2 separate regions of the Homo sapiens genome follow, and region 2 is linked to region 1. Evidence: chromatin loops called from intact Hi-C (ENCODE). Cell type or tissue: CD4-positive, alpha-beta T cell. All regions are shown on one strand. Links, peaks and the distances in the headings refer to the core of each region. The heading gives the core; the rest is flanking DNA. Region 1 holds the start of TFDP1 (transcription factor Dp-1). Region 2 overlaps TFDP1 (transcription factor Dp-1).

Region 1 (2,906 bases), core at 140-2,639:
TCTTTGAGCACACACACTCAAGCACACACCCGGCCCCGCTCTTCCAAGTGCACACACACTCCTGCACACACTAGTCCCTGCTCCCCCCCCCACACTCGCGCACACAGCCGGCACTCTCTGCTCCCTGCACACAAACACACATCCTGACATACCCGGCCCCCTACCTGCTGCCCCATGTGCACACACACTAGTGCACACACCAGTCCCCGCTCCCTCACATGCACACACACTAGTGCACACACCAGTCCCCGCTCCCTCACATGCACACACACTAGTGCACACACCAGTCCCCGCTCCCTCACATGCACACACACGAGTGCACACACCAGTCCCCGCTCCCTCACATGCACACACTAGTGCACACACCAGTCCCCGCTCCCTCACATGCACACACTAGTGCACACACCAGTCCCCGCTCCCTCACATGCACACACTAGTGCACACACCAGTCCCCGCTCCCTCACATGCACACACACGAGTGCACACACCAGTCCCCGCTCCCTCACATGCACACACACGAGTGCACACACCAGTCCCCGCTCCCTCACATGCACACACACGAGTGCACACACCAGTCCCCGCTCCCTCACATGCACACACACGAGTGCACACACCAGTCCCCGCTCCCTCACATGCACACACACGAGTGCACACACCAGTCCCCGCTCCCTCACATGCACACACACTAGTGCACACACCAGTCCCCGCTCCCTCACGTGCACATGCACTAGTGCACACACTAGTCCCTGCTCCCCCACGTGCACACACACTCTTGCACACAGCCGGCCCCGCTCCCCCACGTGCACACACCAGCTCCCGCTCCCCCACATGCACACACACTCGTGCACATAGCCGGCCCCGCTCCCCCATGTGCACACACACTCTTGCACACAGCCGGCCACCTCTCTCTCCGGACACACACAGTCAGAGGCGCGCACAAACACAGTCCCTTGGCCGCCGAGCGCACGCCGCGCGCGCGCACTGCCCGTCCCGGCGCAGGCCCCAGCTACATCTCCGCACGCGCACGCGCACACACGGACACGCGCGCACAGCCCCTCCCCGCTCTCCCAGGGCGCGCAGCACTGGCGGGAGGAGCGGGAGACCGAGGAGCAGCAGAAGAGGAGGAGGAGGGCGCCGAAGGCGCGAAAAGGCGCGCAGGCGCGCTGCGCGGAGCGGGCCCGCCGCCGCCCACGTCACCGCGCCGCGCGCACGTCACGCCGGCCCGACGCTCGGCCAGGGTGAGCCCCGCGTCCCGGCGCCACTCGGCCCAGGGCAGGGACCCCGCCACGGCCGGGACCGCCCGGCCCGGCCCCAGCCCGCGCCTCTCCGCGCCGCCCCGCGCTCCGCACCGCGCCCTCTCCGCGTCCCCGCCCGCGCGGCCGGACCGGGCAGCCAGGTGCGGGTGGGCAGGGGATGCCGCGGGAGCCGCGGGCGGGAGCCGGGGGTGCGGGCGGGACCCCCGGCCACCCCATCCCTTGCCCCGGCCGCGTGTAGGCGCCGCGCGGCCCCGACCCGCGCCCTCCCGCGCCCTGCGCGCTCCTGTGCCTCGGGGACCCCGCGCGCTCGGCGCTGGTAGGGGCTCCCCAGGTGACCGCGGGGCGGGGGTCCCGGGCCCGGCCCTCCCGGCCGACAGCAGCGTCCGCGCCCCACGCTGGAGGTGGGGCCGGGGCCGGGGCCGGGGCTGGGGCCAGGGTCGGCCGGAGCGCGCAGGGCGGGGGAGGGGAGGCCGCCCCACGGCGGCCCGCGGGGACCCGGTTCCGGCGCGCGCGGGAGGCGCCTCGTGCGGAGGCGGCCCGAGGCCTAGTGACAGGCGCGCGGCGCGGACCCCGGAAGCCCACCTGTCAGAGTTACCGGTCAGCCGGGCGGGCGCCGCCGGGGTCTGGGGTGGACGCCGCGAGCCTGCACGTTGCGCCGGGACCCCGGGGCTGTGCCCAGGTGGGTGGTGGGGCACCCCCCTGCAGCGGCGGGAGGGAGGCGCTGCGCCCTGGCTCCTGGGGCTCGGCCCCACCCTCGGCCGCTGGGCGGGCCGTCGGGGACCTGGGGGTAGTGGTGGTGACCCTGCGGGCCCGCGGGCCACTTTTCCGCAGGGGGCATTTCCGTCTGGCGAGGCGACTGAAAATCCTGAGTGTGGGAGTCGGTTTGGCCAGCTCCGCTCTCAGGATGGAGGGTGCCTTTGGGAAGGAAGGTCCGCGTTTCCTTTGAGATGTGTTATTTTTTAAACTTCGTTTTTCATTCTTACTTATTTCTTGTTTTTCCTTACTTTTTTTTTTTTTTTTACCAGAAAAATCATTTTTCTTCTCTGGGAAGGTGAACATTTGTAGCATTGATTTCCCGGATCTGGTAACATGGCAAAAGATGTAAGTATGTTTGCTTCATGCTGCACACGAATGTTTGCCTCGCACTAAATTCTTTGTAGTTCTCTGCCTTTATTTCAGAATGACAACACATAAGCTACAGTAGTGTTTATTTTCAGACTTTTAAAGCGTCTGAAGCGGGATGAAGGTGAAAGATGGAAGGATCTGATCTCTGAAGCTGCGGTCACCACCCACAAGTTGTGGCCTTGGATACCACACTGCAGTTGGGTGGTGATGGGGTGGTGCCTTCTGACTTTTTCCTTATCTTTACCGACTGTGTTAATTGATAATTTTAAATAAACGCCTTAATTAAATTGAGGTGGAGGGTGTTGCAGCACCGCAGCGAATCCTGCATTTCTTGGGGGGCTTCCACATGAGACGCTGGACGGGGGCCAGGCTCAGGGCTCAGGCTGTAGCCACCTGCTGGCACCTGTCTTCCTACAGAGGAAGTTAATTCCACTTGGGTGGACCAAGAGCTAAGGACTTGTTTTGGCCACTTTTTTTCTCAGAAGGATGAGATTTCCTGATTTATGAAATCTGGTAAAAAATGCT
Region 2 (2,906 bases), core at 124-2,623, 50 kb after region 1:
ATCTGTGGGGTGGGAGCGCTCCCTGAGGGCATGTTGGGGTGGCGGCTCCGTGAGCGGGGTGCCCCTTTGAGCCAGTGCCCATGGTCTACAGTTTAAGGATCCACCGGCCTTTTTGGATCATTTGGAAACTCCACTCCCTGTCATCCCCAGGCTTATGACCAGAAAAACATAAGACGGCGCGTCTACGATGCCTTAAACGTGCTAATGGCCATGAACATCATCTCCAAGGAGAAGAAGGAGATCAAGTGGATTGGTCTGCCCACCAACTCGGCTCAGGAATGTCAGAACTTAGAGGTGCCCCTTCAGCCTTCCTTCAACCTTGATTTCCCTTCAAGTCCGTGTAGATGTTTTAGTCGTCGGTCACTCAGAAGGGTCTGGGCTCCGTGCCCTTATGCTCTCTGTGTCCGGCTGGCAGACGGTCATGCAGACGTCTCCCTGCGTTTCTCAGTCTTGGCTGTCAGGGGAGGGAGCATGGTTGGCCCAGACCCACTAGAGTCTGTTAAACTCTAGTGTAGGTTAATTCTGAATCCTAGTTTGTGGGATTTTTGTTTTCTTTTTAGATACCATAGTTAAATCCAAGAAATGAGAGGAAAGGGGAGAAGGTATAGTTTAGAAATGGAAAAAAAACTCACCTATATCTTGTAGCACCTGCTATGTCTAGATTTGTCCATATCCCTTCGATTACATTCTGGGTAAACATAGGTAACACTGTGAGGATGTGAGGATGTGGGTTTTAAAAAACGCTCTGTGGAACAGTTGTGATGATTCTTCACATGGGTGGTTTGTTTTTGAAGGTGGAAAGACAGAGGAGACTTGAAAGAATAAAACAGAAACAGTCTCAACTTCAAGAACTTATTCTACAGGTAAGAGAATACGTATCTGTGGAGGCAGGGTAATTTTTATTTTACTAATTTAGCTTTATAACGGCAACATACTGCCTTGGGTTACACTCCTGCATGGCAAATCAAATGACTGCTCTAAGATTCTGAGTGTGAGTTCATCTCATAGGTGTTGAACGTGGGCCTTATTCCCAGAGCGAGGTTGTGCACGTGCGTGTGCATGCATGTGTGTGTGCGTGCATGCATGCATGTGTGTGTGTGTGCATGTGCCTGTGTGCGTGCGTGCGTGTGCCTGTGTGCGTGTGCATGTGTGTGCGTGCATGTGCCTGTGTGCGTGTGTGTGTGTGCATGTGTGCATACATGTGTATGTGTGTATCTCTCGTCACAGCATCTAAATAGGCAAAAGACAGATGGAGGGATGACTTCATGCAAAAGCAACATTTGAAAAATCTCCTCAGAGGTGCTTAACCCAAGGCCCAGGTGCCAGGCAAGGCCTGTAAAACTGTGGTGGACACAGTGCACCTGGGTCTTGACAGTGCTGATCAGGGCCCTGGAGCTGGCCTTCCCCACCTCCCATTGAGTGCTGAGGGTGGGCGGCACCACTGGGGGCCCCGTGTCTGGTGTGGAGGGGGTTGTGTGCAAGGTGCTCACTGCAGAGCTGGCTGCTGCCCTGACCAAGGTGTGCTCGAGCCCTCCCAGAGGGGACGGTGTGGCAGCCGTGGTGATGGAGGCTCGTGGGCAGGAGCTCCTCAGGACCCACAGAGTGTCAGGAGGGACAGTCCTGGTTGCCAGTGCCTTAGGACCTGCCAGGTGGGGATAGACCCAGGGTGGCCGGGAGAGGAAGGGAATCTCCTGGCTCTACATTAATAGCAAAGAAGGTCTCTCCAAGTGGAACACTTGGTTTGGGGCCCTGAGGCCCTGGCCCTGGATTCAGCCTTGCAGGGCCTATTCCCCCAGAGGAGCACCCCTGCAGCACATGGGCCCTTCTGCGTTCCACTTTCCAGGGTGGGCAAAGTCCACGGCACGGCACCCCCTCCAAGGCCATCACCCTGTAGGTGCCATGGTGGTAGGTGGTCTTAGAGGGGTGAAGGACAGCAAGGAATCGACTTCCAAAATTGGTGTTTTGTTGAGCGCCGTTGCCGTGGAGGACACTTTTATCAGGGCACGGATGGCTGTGCGCCCGCTTTCCCTTAGTTCTCCCCTCAGGATCCCGTTTCCTGAGCGCTTTTCTCCCTGGGCTGCAGAGGTCAGCACCCAGCGGCCGGCGCTGGCATTTCAGATGTCCAGGCCAACTCCTCGCTGTCACGTGGACGCAGGGAGGGCTGTGAGGACCCCTCGAGCACAGGGGCTGCGTTCTTGTGCCGCCACGGGCCACCTGGCTCCTCTTATTTTTTTTAGCAAATTGCCTTCAAGAACCTGGTGCAGAGAAACCGGCATGCGGAGCAGCAGGCCAGCCGGCCACCGCCACCCAACTCAGTCATCCACCTGCCCTTCATCATCGTCAACACCAGCAAGAAGACGGTCATCGACTGCAGCATCTCCAATGACAAGTAGGTTGTGGGCGGGGAGCTGTTCCCTGGTCACCCATCTCTTTTTTAGGGAGCCGACCCTGTTGGTATTGTCACTAGGACAAGTTTTAAATGTTGTACAAATAGCAAATGTTGCACAAATTGCTGTCCATTGGGGGGTGGTGGGAGGCTGCCGCCATGTGGCAGATGGAAGGTCTCTGTTCCGGGAGCGTGTGCCTTAGGGCATGTCCTCCTGGGGAGAATAGGCCTCGATTTGCCTCTCATCTCATTTACTTCAGAGTTTATAAATTCTGTGAGGAGACACTGATGACTGGGAACCGGGAAGCTGTGTGTGGCGGTCAGCGGGTCAGCCGTCCTGGCTCCACCCCAGTGTGTACCGTCTCCGCTGGGAGACCCTGTCTTTCTGACTGTGCCTTTCCCCTTCAGATTTGAGTATCTGTTTAATTTTGACAACACATTTGAAATCCACGATGACATAGAAGTGCTGAAGCGGATGGGCATGGCTTGCGGGCTGGAGTCGGGGAGCTGCTCTGCCGAA

The links. Hi-C counts contacts between places; a loop is a spot of excess contacts. Peaks named below come from ENCODE experiments on the same cell type or tissue, not always from the same donor. Only the 100,000 strongest peaks of a DNase experiment are listed, where the experiment ranks them.
Region 2: it touches region 1 in a loop (14-fold over the local background); 2 of 110 quality-filtered maps call a loop at or near these places.

What each region holds. Positions count from the first base shown.
Region 1 is chr13:113,583,493-113,586,398 of GRCh38, forward strand. TFDP1 (transcription factor Dp-1) reads left to right here and starts at 1,261. Exons shown (of 12, transcript NM_007111.5): 1 at 1,261-1,396; 2 at 2,282-2,357. The coding sequence starts at 2,346. RefSeq lists enhancers at 1-83, 84-1,055 and silencers at 1,024-1,353, 1,724-2,093. In CD4-positive, alpha-beta T cell, for the core only: no CTCF peak of the experiment used is centred there; a DNase peak (open chromatin) is centred at 1,089; H3K4me3 peaks cover 1,024 bases.
Region 2 is chr13:113,633,740-113,636,645 of GRCh38, forward strand. TFDP1 (transcription factor Dp-1) reads left to right here. Exons shown (of 12, transcript NM_007111.5): 7 at 151-294; 8 at 795-863; 9 at 2,238-2,389; 10 at 2,795-2,906. Among named protein-coding and RNA genes, the nearest start is that of ATP4B, 23 kb to the right of the region's middle. In CD4-positive, alpha-beta T cell, for the core only: no CTCF peak of the experiment used is centred there; no DNase peak of the experiment used is centred there; H3K27ac peaks cover 1,011 bases.